Linked DNA regions of Homo sapiens: region 2 is linked to region 1. A link is an interaction called in ENCODE POLR2A ChIA-PET data of the cell type or tissue named here. Cell type or tissue: A673. All regions are shown on one strand. Links, peaks and the distances in the headings refer to the core of each region. The heading gives the core; the rest is flanking DNA.

The links. Peaks named below come from ENCODE experiments on the same cell type or tissue, not always from the same donor. Only the 100,000 strongest peaks of a DNase experiment are listed, where the experiment ranks them.
Region 2: POLR2A ChIA-PET joins it to region 1 with 5 read pairs; 2 of 35 experiments call an interaction of 5 or more read pairs at or near these places.

What each region holds. Positions count from the first base shown.
Region 1 is chr6:3,445,674-3,451,054 of GRCh38, reverse strand. The region is part of intron 1 of SLC22A23 (solute carrier family 22 member 23); the gene reads left to right. Among named protein-coding and RNA genes, the nearest start is that of SLC22A23, 8.7 kb to the left of the region's middle. RefSeq lists enhancers at 3,780-4,326, 4,327-4,874. In A673, for the core only: no CTCF peak of the experiment used is centred there; no DNase peak of the experiment used is centred there.
Region 2 is chr6:3,073,929-3,079,309 of GRCh38, reverse strand. It overlaps RIPK1 (receptor interacting serine/threonine kinase 1), which reads right to left. Exons shown (of 11, transcript NM_001354930.2): 2 at 2,323-2,546; 3 at 1,375-1,531. The coding sequence starts at 2,486. Among named protein-coding and RNA genes, the nearest start is that of RIPK1, 8.1 kb to the right of the region's middle. RefSeq lists enhancers at 981-1,955, 5,150-5,381. In A673, for the core only: no CTCF peak of the experiment used is centred there; no DNase peak of the experiment used is centred there; H3K27ac peaks cover 848 bases.

The DNA.
Region 1 (5,381 bases), core at 64-5,063:
TTGTCCAGCTCCAATCTTCTGGTAGCATTTCCTCTGTTCTCATGAATTTGCAAAGATTTCTGACCTTTATCCTGAAAGTTGCTTAAATATCCTGGGAAGTAATTTGTATCCTTTTTCTAGGGCTAAAGAGTAGAAGTTATTTAAAGTGACTTTAAGTACAATTTAATTAAGACTAGAAATAATTATATCATTGCAACAGTAACACTTTTAAAAATAGCCCACAATTCCATGATCCTAGTTATCATATGATGACTAGTTTTCACTTTTGAAATGCCTTACACACAAACCTGTTTTCACAGTTCTAATCAAAGTGTTTATTTAATGGAATCTACTATTTTCTTGACACCTCATCAAAAGAATTTGTCCATTTCTTCCGAAACATTTTAAATGCATGATATTTTTGCTGATTTATTAAAAGTTCTTAAATTCTTTTCCTAATACCGAACTGACGGCCGGGCACAGTGGCTCACGCCTGTAATGCCAGCACTTTGGGAGGCCGAGGCGGGCGGATCACGAGGTCAGGAGTTCCAGACCAGCCTGGCCAACATAGTGAAACCCCATCTCTACTAAAAATACAAAAATTAGCCGGGCATGGTGGTTTACGTCTGTATTCCCAGCTACTCGGGAGGCTGAGGTAGGAGAATCGCTTGAACCTGGGAGGCGGAGGTTGCGGTGAGCCGAGATCACTCCACTGCACTCCAGCCTGAGCAACAGAGCGAGACTCCGTCTCAAAAAAAAATAATAAAATACTGAACTGACTACCATGAGGTCATCCCAGTGGTGGCTTTTGTCTAGTATATGCAACAACAGTGGATATCTTCATGCATATCTATTTTTAAAAATTGACTATAGTAGGTAATACATGTACATTGTACAGAAAGCATAGCATAAAAGTAACATTTCTTTCTGTCTCTGCCCCCAGTTTCCCTCTTCAGAAGCAACCATGGTTACCAGTTTCTCACATCCCCTTCCAGAAATGTTCTACTTTCATTTACATATTTTGTCTCAGAAACACTAGCGTATCCGAAACACTGTTTTTTCACTTATGCTGGAGATGAATACATCAGTACATAGAGATACTCATTCTTTTTTATGTCTGCATAGTATTCCATTGTCAGACTGGACTGCCATTTATTTAACTAATCACTTACCGAGGAAGCATTAAGTTTGTCTCCAGTCTTTGCTGTTATATTCACAATATATCACGAAATCTTGGCATGCACAGACATTTGCACACGTGTAAGAAATTTTTAGAAGTGGGAGGGTGAAAGTAGGCTGCATTTTTATGTTAATACTGTCAGAGTGTTTTCTGTAGAAATCTTAGCTATGCACAATTATACTAATAATATGTGTGGTTCTGTTCCCTACACCCTCCCTGACCCAGGGGATTATCAAATCTTTACATATTTTCTAGTTTGATGTGCAAAAAATTGTATTTGGTGGTGGTTGTGACTTGCATTTCTCTTGTTATGAAGGAAGTTAAACATCTTTTTGAAAGTTTTTGAGCCATCCATATTTCCTGTTCTTTGAACAGTCTCTTCATTTCCTTTGCCTTTATGTGTGTGTATATGCTGTGAGAAGCATTATTTTCTTATGTATTTATAGGTACACTTTATGTATGATGTAAATTAACCCTTCTGGATGACTTGTAACCATTTTCCTCGAGTTTGCTGTTTGGTTTTTTAAATTTTGTACATGATATTTTTGTTATGTAGAAACGTATGGTTTGGTTAGAGTTGTATGAATTAATCTTCTTTTTTATGATTTCTTATGTTAGCTTTAAGGCTTGGAAGATTCCTGGAAGACTGGGGGGAAATCCTATGTTTTCTTCTAACATTTTTATGATCTTATAACTTCTTTATTTTGGGGTTGGAGATACCTGTTTTGCTTTTCTGAGCTATTAGGATAAATTGCTAGAAAGGTCAGAGGATATAACCAGCATTTCATGCAGACGTTGACTTGCTTGTAACAACGTCCTAAACATTTAGTTTGGCAGTGGCCCTTATTAATGTAAGGATTAGAGGCTAGCCAGCTGTTAAGCAGCCTTTCCACCTCCGTTTGGGAGATAGCTGTCTTCCCAGGTCACAGGTCTCCCTTTCCTTCTTCATCTTCCTGTTCTGAACCATCTGCAGATCTCTCCCTCTCCCTCTCCGTCTCCCTCTGCCTCTCTGTAGCAACATTTTCTGCAGGTGCCTTTACTTTGGCCTTTAGTCCAAGATAGGATTGAGTCGAAAGTTGGTGTCATTTAAAAACATGGTGGGGGCTGGGCGCGGTTGCTCACGCCTGTAATCCCAGCACTTTGGGAGGCCGAGGTGGGCGGATCACGAGGTCAGGAGTTCAAGACCATCCTGGCCAACGTGGTGAAACCCCGTCTCTACTAAACATACAAAAAAATTAGGAGGGCGTGGTGGCGGGCGCCTGTAGTCCCAGCTACTCGGGAGGCTGAGGCAGGAGAATGGCGTGAACTCGGGAGGCGGAGCTTGCAGTGAGCGGAGATCACAACACTGCACTAACTGTCTGGGGGACAGAGCCAGGCTCCGTCTCAAAAAACAAAAAACAAAAAACAAAAAAACATGGTGGACTTTCTGAATCTTTGTCCTGAGGTTGCCACAAACTGGTGGTGTGTGGGAGCCAGCTTGGCTTCTATTGACTCTGAGCCTGCTGCACGTGTCTATCCAACTTCACATTCAGTAATGTCATGCTGGCAGCTTGAAATTCACCATGGTGGGAGCATTTACACCATAGGAATTGGCAAACAGTGGAGATCAGGGTTTTTTTTCTTCATAGAGCCGGTTGTTAAACATTTATCACACTAATGAGTGTGACCCTGGACCACTTGAAAAAATTTTTTTGGCCGGGCGCGGTGGCTCACGCCTGTAATCCCAGCACTTCGGGAGGCCGAGGGAGGTGGATCACCTGAGGTCAGGAGTTCAAGACCAGCCTGACCGACATGGTGAAACCCCGCCTCTACTAAATATACAAAAATTAGCTGGGCATGGTGGTGGGTGCCTGTAATCCCAGCTACTCAGGAGGCTGAGGCAGGAGAATCGCTTGAACCCAGGAGGCAGAGGTTGCAGTGAGCCAAGATTGCGCCATTGCACTCCAGTCTGGGCAACAGAGTGAGACTCCATCTATCTCAAAAAAAAAAAAAAAAAAAGAGAGAGAGAGGCCAGGCATGGTAGCTCATGCCTGTAATCCCAGCACTTTGGGAGGCCGAGGTGGGTGGATCATGAGGTCAGGAGATGGAGACCATACTGACTAACACAGTGAAACCCCATCTCTACTAAAAATACAAATAATTATCCAGGTGTGGTGGCGGGCACCTGTAGTCCCAGCTACTTGGGAGGCTGAGGCAGGAGAATGGCGTGAACCCGGGAGGCGGAGCTTGCAGTGAGCCGAGATTGCACCACTGCACTCCAGCCTGGGCAACAGAGCAAGACTCTGTCTCAGACAAAAAAAAAAAAAAAAAAAGAAAGTTTCTTTCCTCTCTCCTCCTTTTCACAGATTTGAGTGCCTGTTCTGAGCTGAGCATTGTGCTATGTGTTGGGGATACAATGATATGTGAAAGTAGACAGCTCAGCTTCCATAGAGCTTAGAGACTTCTGGGGAAGGCACACCCAAACTGATCAAGTAATAATCTTTTCATTACAAAGTGAGTTAAGCGTGTAGAAAGAAAGGGAATTGAGAGACTAGAACAACAACAACAAAACCCTGACCTAGACAGACTGGTCTATGTAAGAAAGTGACATCTGAGATGAGAGCTGAGGTTTGAGTAGGAGGTAGAGAGAGAGGCAAAAGAGGAGAGATGTGTGTGTTTTCCAGAGACAGCAAATGGCACTTGCAAAGGCCCTGTGGTGTGTAGGGCCTGGAATTGATAGCAATTGATATGGGAATGGGGGGTGGCGATGGCTTATAAACCGTGCTAAGAACTTTTCCTCTAATTTTAGAGCAAAGGAAAACCATTAAAGAGTATTAAGTGGGATAAGGGATATGATGCAGTCAGAGTTCGTATTTTTGAAAAGACCTCTCTGGCTGCAGTGAGATCTCGCGTGGTGGGGAGGGGAGGCTGTGCTGAGTGCACAGGAGAAAGCCAGCGAGGCCTGTAGAAGATGCTGATAACTCCCCCAGGGCTGACGGGGAGGCAGACACTCTCGGGAGATACCAGGGAGATGCCCTTAGCCAGCTGAGGTGAGGCCTTGGGAATGGAGGGCTTCAATGGAGGGCATGTGGAGTGAGACGAGGGCCTGGGCCCAAACACCGCACGTACGATGGAGACTTGGGGCTCTGTAGCCACCCATAGGCAGAGGGGAGGGAGGAGAGCTTTTGACAGGGAAAGGCAGCCTGACCAGAGGTTCTGGAGGAAACTGGGCCTGTTTGGGAAGCAGACATGCTGGCCTGCGCAGGGGTTCTGGGGATGAATAGTGGGAAGTCCTACTGGAAGCTCAGAGGCCAGACAAGGGGGCCTGAGCCTGTTCCCAGGGCTGTCGATAGAAAACTCGGGGCCTTTGGCGTGTTCTGCCATTTTCTCTGGCCCTCCTACTCAACAAGGGAGGATGCTAATTAAGTTTCCACACAGCTGAAAGACCCAGATATGTGAAACCATGGGGCTAGAATTTGCCTTCAAATTCAGCTGGCTTTGCCTTTGCTAATTGCTTAGTCTAGGTAAAAGATTGTCCTGGGCGTGGCCATGTTTAATATGATTATCTAGTCCAAGCCTTCAGTTTAGATGAGAAGGCTGAGCTGGAGGGCCATTGGCTTGTCCAAAGCCACCAACCTATTAGGGTTTGAATTCAGTTCTCCTTATCCTCTGCCCCAGAGTGGCCCTTACCATGGGAGAGGGGCTGGGAAGGGCTGGCAGGGGCTCCCACCCTTTGTGACTTCTCCCTGGCGCTGGCCTTTCAGAGGTGACCCTCCCGTTGTGCTTGAGAATGGTGGTTGCTGTATGTTTGGGTTTCTGGACAGTTCAGCTGTGGCTTTGCATGGGTGGACTTCCGCAGAACACCTCTCTGGGCAGATTTCTCTACTCTCTGTCTTCTTAGTCCCGGCTAGCCAGGCCCCCATCTTGTCTTGCTGCTTTTAACACCACAGGCCCGAGAGACAGAAAATAAGATGGAAACCTGCCCACATCACTTCCCTGCTTGAAGCCTTCCATGGCTCCCCATCACTGCAGCACCCATCAAGGGTGCCCTCAGCCCTGAGCCCCACATGTCTTTCCTCTCCTCCCCTGCCACCCCTCCTTGTTGTAGGGGGCATCTTGTATATATTAATAGTTCCCAGCCCGGTCTCTCTCACTGCCTTGTGCCTTGCTCATGCTATTCCACTTGCTCGAGCCCCTTCCCTCCTTCCTTCAGCCCCTTGGTTCCTGCTCATCCCTCAGGTCA
Region 2 (5,381 bases), core at 332-5,331, 370 kb after region 1:
TCAGGAGTTCGAGACCAGCCTGACCAACATGGTGAAAACTTGTCTCTACTAAAAATTAAAAAAATAGCCAGGCATGGTGGTAGGCGCCTGTAATCCCAGCTACTCAAGAGGCTGAGGCAGGAGAGTTGCTTGAACCAGGGAGGTGGAGGTTGCAGTGAGCCGAGATTGCACCATTGCACTCCAGCCTGGGCGACAGAGCGAGACTCCTCTAAAAAAAAAAATACCACCACACAGCTGGGTGCAGTGGCTCATGCCCATAGTCCCAGCTACTCAGGAGGCTGAGGTGAGAGGATCATTTAAGGCCAGGAGTTCAAGCCTGCAGTGCACTATGATTGTGCCACTGCACTCCAGCCTGGGCAACACAGTGAGACCTTGTTCTCTTACAAAAGAAAAAAAAAAAACCCCATCACACCATACCACTTATTTAGCTATCTGCCTCCTTTTACTCTCCTACGTCATATTAGCTATTGATTCATGAGCAACTAGCGCAAGGCCTTCATCTTAACAGGCACATAAGCTTTTAAAAATGTTTTCAAATCATTTGACTTTGGTAAACAATTTTTATTTTTGTTTTAAATCCTATCCAGTGTTGTTGCCAATAATTTCTATATTTAATTTAAAATAAAACTTTGTTGAATGGTATCAAAGTGCAACCACTAATATTCTATCTGCTCTCACGGTCATTTATAGTGTATATCCTTTCATTAATCCATATTTAATGTCATCCCATCATGCATATACTCTACATCAGATGATGTCTGCATCATGAAGACAGGGCTTGTCTCTGAACTGTAGATTGCAGAGCAGCGGACAGGTATGGTAAACAGCCAATCACATTCCTAAGACACAGACTATGGAGGACTGTCCACAGGATCGAGAGGATGAAGAGACCACTCTCAGGGCAGTAAAAGGCAAGGAAGATTTTCTCTTTTTTTCAGAGACAGGGTCTTGCTCTGTTCACATGCACCTTTTATTTTTTGTAGAGAGGGGATTTCACTGTGTTATCCAGGCTGGTCTTGAGCACCAAGGCTCAAGTGATCCTCCTGCCAAAAGTGCTGAGATTACAGAAGTGACCCACGGAGCCCAATCAAGGCATAGATGTTTTAAGGAGAAACTGACTTCAGGAAATCCAGCCTGTAATCCCAGCTACTTGAGAGGCTGAGGTGGGAGGATCACTTGAGACCAGGTGTTGGAGTTCAGCCTGGGCAACATAGCAAGACCTTGTCTCTATAAAAAAAGGAAAAGAAAATTCAAACTACCAAGCAATTTGCAAATTTGATGCTAACGAGCTGCAAACAAACACCCCAAGGGGAGCCATAACAGACAGCCAGGGCCCAAGCGCTGGGGATCCCCGTGCGGAGGGGCCCTCTCTACCTCGGCTTTCAGCACGTGCATCAGGTTGCCCTTCTCCATGTACTCCATCACCAGGGAGTACTTCCCTTCCTCTATGATGACGCCCAGGAGCTTCACCACCCGGCTGTGTCTCAGTCTGTTCATCATCTTCGCCTCCTCCAAGAGGGCCTCGTTGTGCCTGTGGGCAGGAAAGGTGCTATGCTGAGGCTGGCAGAGCCAGCGCCTCAAGAGCCTGGTGCACACCTCCAACACATCACTCCCACGTGCTGGGGTCATGCTTGGGTCTGTACCGATCTCTTCCAGGCACAGGCCAGAAGCGTTAGAAGGCAGAGCGGTTTCTCACTTCCTCACAGTACTCCTGCCCAGTAACTGGCAGTGCATGCTCCAAAAATGTAAATCAATGAAGGAATGAATGAATCAATGAATGAAAAGTACATGAACAGCAGCAAGGTAACCTGAAAAAAGACCGTGCTGGACAGAACGATTAAAAAAAAAAAAAACAGCCTCTCTCAAAACCACTCTGACAAAGGAGGGAGAGAGGTGAAACCACTCTACTGGTTGCTTTAAAGGGAAGGCTCTCAGAACCTCTCAGGAATGAACTGCCTTTTCATTTTTATACTTAGGGCTGGTCCTCACTGAAAATGTGAAGCGAGTGAATAGGTCTGTCTTCACCCATCCTCCTGTTTCCTTTTCATTGTCCCCCCACCACACTTATCTCTTTGTCTTTCTCTATTTCCTTCTTGTTCATGTCTCTTCTGTTACTTACCAGCTGTGAGAGTCCTTCACTACCCAGTCTCAGAGTCCACATCAGCGACAATAACAATCCGAAGAGCCATCGTCACCCTGACATCTTGGCAGGCTCCCTCTCACTCTACCCACCAACGGCTCCGCAGCAGCCAACGGCTCCACAACAGCCAACGTCCCCATCCCGCTCAGAACTTAGCCCACCCACCCCTGCTCCCTACTCACTCAATGCAGTTGGGCCCCTTGTACACTGTTTTCATGATCATGAGTCCCTGGGTTCTGTGGAAACACAGAGACACCTTCCCAAAGCCTCCGCTGTCCAGTTCTGCACTCTCCAGGAAGTCACTGGATTTCATCTTAATGACATTCAAGGACATGTCTGGTTGCATTCTGAAGCTCAAGAACGCCCAAAATGGTACCACTTTTTCCCCCCCCGGCAGAGCTGTACCCTGTAAAGAAAACAGAGAGAAAACCTCAGGGCAAGACTATATATATATATATATATATATATATGTTTTTTTTTTTCTCCTTTGGAGACAGGGTCTCACTTTGTCAGTCAGGCTGGAGTGCAGTGGCACAATCATAGCTCACTGGAGCCTCGACCTCCTGGGCTCAGGCAATCCTCCTCCCTCAGCCTCCTTGAGTAGCTGGGACCACAGGTGCACCCCACCGTGACCAGCTGATTTTTTAATTATTTGTAGAGATGGGGGGGCCGGGGGATCTCACTATGTTGCCCAGGCTGGTCTCAAACTCCTAAGATCAAGGGATCCTCCCACCTCAGCCTCCCAAAGTGCTGAGATTACAGGTGTGAGCCATTGTACCTGGCAGAAAAGATCATTTTTAAAAACTTTTGTTAACATTCCACCACATGCTTGGTGTGCCTTGGATTTCTGAGGATAGACTTACAGTCATCTGATGAGCTATTTTTCATATTTTTAAGAATCAGAGAAGACTATAATATTTATTCCCTCAGCCTTTTTATTTCTGGCAATATGGAGCATTAGAAAATTTTAAGAACCCTCCAGCTATAAAGGACACAAGTATGTTGGACAACATAATACAAACATTCATTGAAATGCATACCAAAACTCCGTGGAAAGGAAAAGAACTCTAGGGACAGAAACAGAGCACCGGAGGCAGGCAGTAGCTCACACAGGGGAGTGCCAACCTCGCCATCCAGAAGTCAAGGTTTAAAGCCCAGCTGAGGTCAAGGAATACAAGAAAAGAAGGTAGAATGAAGAATCCCCCCTTAACACGGCACTGCTCAATGTGCAACCCTTTGATGAAAGGATGAACTAGAAAAAAAGCAGCCCATGGCAAACAAACATATTTGTCTTGGACTGGGCACAAGGTATTAAAAAAAAAAAAAAAAAGTTTGTGCAAATTTATAACCTTGGGCCTGTCTTGAAATAGATACAGACTTTGAATTGAGAGGATCGCCTAAACTATGAACTTTTACACAGGAAGTGGTCACAGGCTGATGCCATCCTGAGGTTATAGGCTAAAGCAAACAACAACCTCAAGCCAGGCCAGACAGAATTCCTACAAATACAAATTTAACATGAGCTCCCTTTCCAAAATTATAAAACACAAAAGAAAAAATTCACTGTGAGACAGACCCTGCAGCTACAGCAAGCAGCACTAGTAAGCACCAAAGAACTTCAGTAAATTAACAACTGAAAGGCATTAGAAAATGAATAGGTTTAAGTAATTATGAACAAAAGAAGGAATCTGAAGAATATAAAAAGAACAATGCAAACTCTAAGAAGAAAATGTGAAAAAGGAGTAGAATTTGGAGAATGTCCATCAGGGCTGTGAAGTATACAGTGTCAGATCTCAAAGCACAGCTATTTGCTTCATCCTTCCTCCCTTCTTTTCTTCCATTCATTCATTTTCCCCAAACTGAAATATAGAATAAAAACCCATGGAGAACCACAAGGAGACACCACTACACAACTACCAGGATATCCAAAACTAAAAAGACTAATACACCAAACACTGGCAAACATGTGAAGCAACCAGACCTCTCAAACATCACTGGTGGGAGTATAAAATGGTACAAACACTTTGGGAAAAGGGCTGGCAAAAAGCTTCGTGGCAAAACAGAAACTCCATGCAAACCAACAGGACACGGACACACTGGTGTGTGCATGTGAATGTGCGTGTCTGTGTTTTGCTTTGAGAGTAAAAGGAGGGCTATGGATGTTTTGTATTCCAGAAATACCCACATCCCGGCTGGGCGCCGTGGCTCACGTCTGTAATCCCAGCACTTTGGGAGGCTGAGGCGGGCGGATCACGAGGTCAGGAGTTCAAGACCAGCCTGGCCAACATGGTGAAACCCCGTCTCTACTAAAAATACAAAAATCAGCCAGGCGTGGTGGCACGCGCCTCTAATCCCAGCTACTCAGGAGGCTGAGGCAGGAGAATTGCTTAAATTTGGGAGGCGGAGGTTGCAGTGAGCCGAGATCGCATGCCACTCACTGCACTCCAGCTTGGGCAACAAAGTGAGACTCTGTCTCAAAAAAATTAAAATAAAATAAAATAATAAATATCTACATCCAGATACAGACCATGAAAAATACTCTTTCTGGGGCATAAAATATTCATTGAAATTTCATAGGCATTTATTTTGTTTATAAAACCACAAACACCTGCACTATGACCCAGCAATTCCAATCCCAAGAGAAATGAAAACGTATGTTGGAAAACACTTGTAAAATGTTCATAGCAACTTTATTTATAATAGCTCCAAACTGGAAACAGCTGCCCATCAGTAAGAGAATGAGTGAACACACTGGTGTATGAACACGATGGGATACTACTCAGCAATAAAAATGAACTACTGATACACATGAATGAAAACCGCATGAACGAAATGCAAAAACGTGATAAGTGAAAGTCGCCTTATACAAAAGCATACATACTATGTAATTCTATTTATATGACGGTTCAGAAGTCAAAACCAATCTGTGTCAGAAAAAGAACACTGGCCGCCTGTGAGCACGGTGAGGCTGAGTGGGCAGGGGCATGAAGGAACTTTCTGGGGTGATGATAATGTTGTAGGATATCAACGGGGGCTAGGGTTGCAGGCATACGCATCTGCCCATACTCAGCAGATGTACTCCCAACAACAGCAGGTAAATTTTACATCAAAAGACAAACCTGTAAACATATTGAACTCTAGCTATGGTATGCATGCTGAAGTATTTCGAGATGTGTACTGATGTGTACTTGGAAATACATCAAAAAGTCAGACAATGACGGACAGATGACGGGAAAGGAGA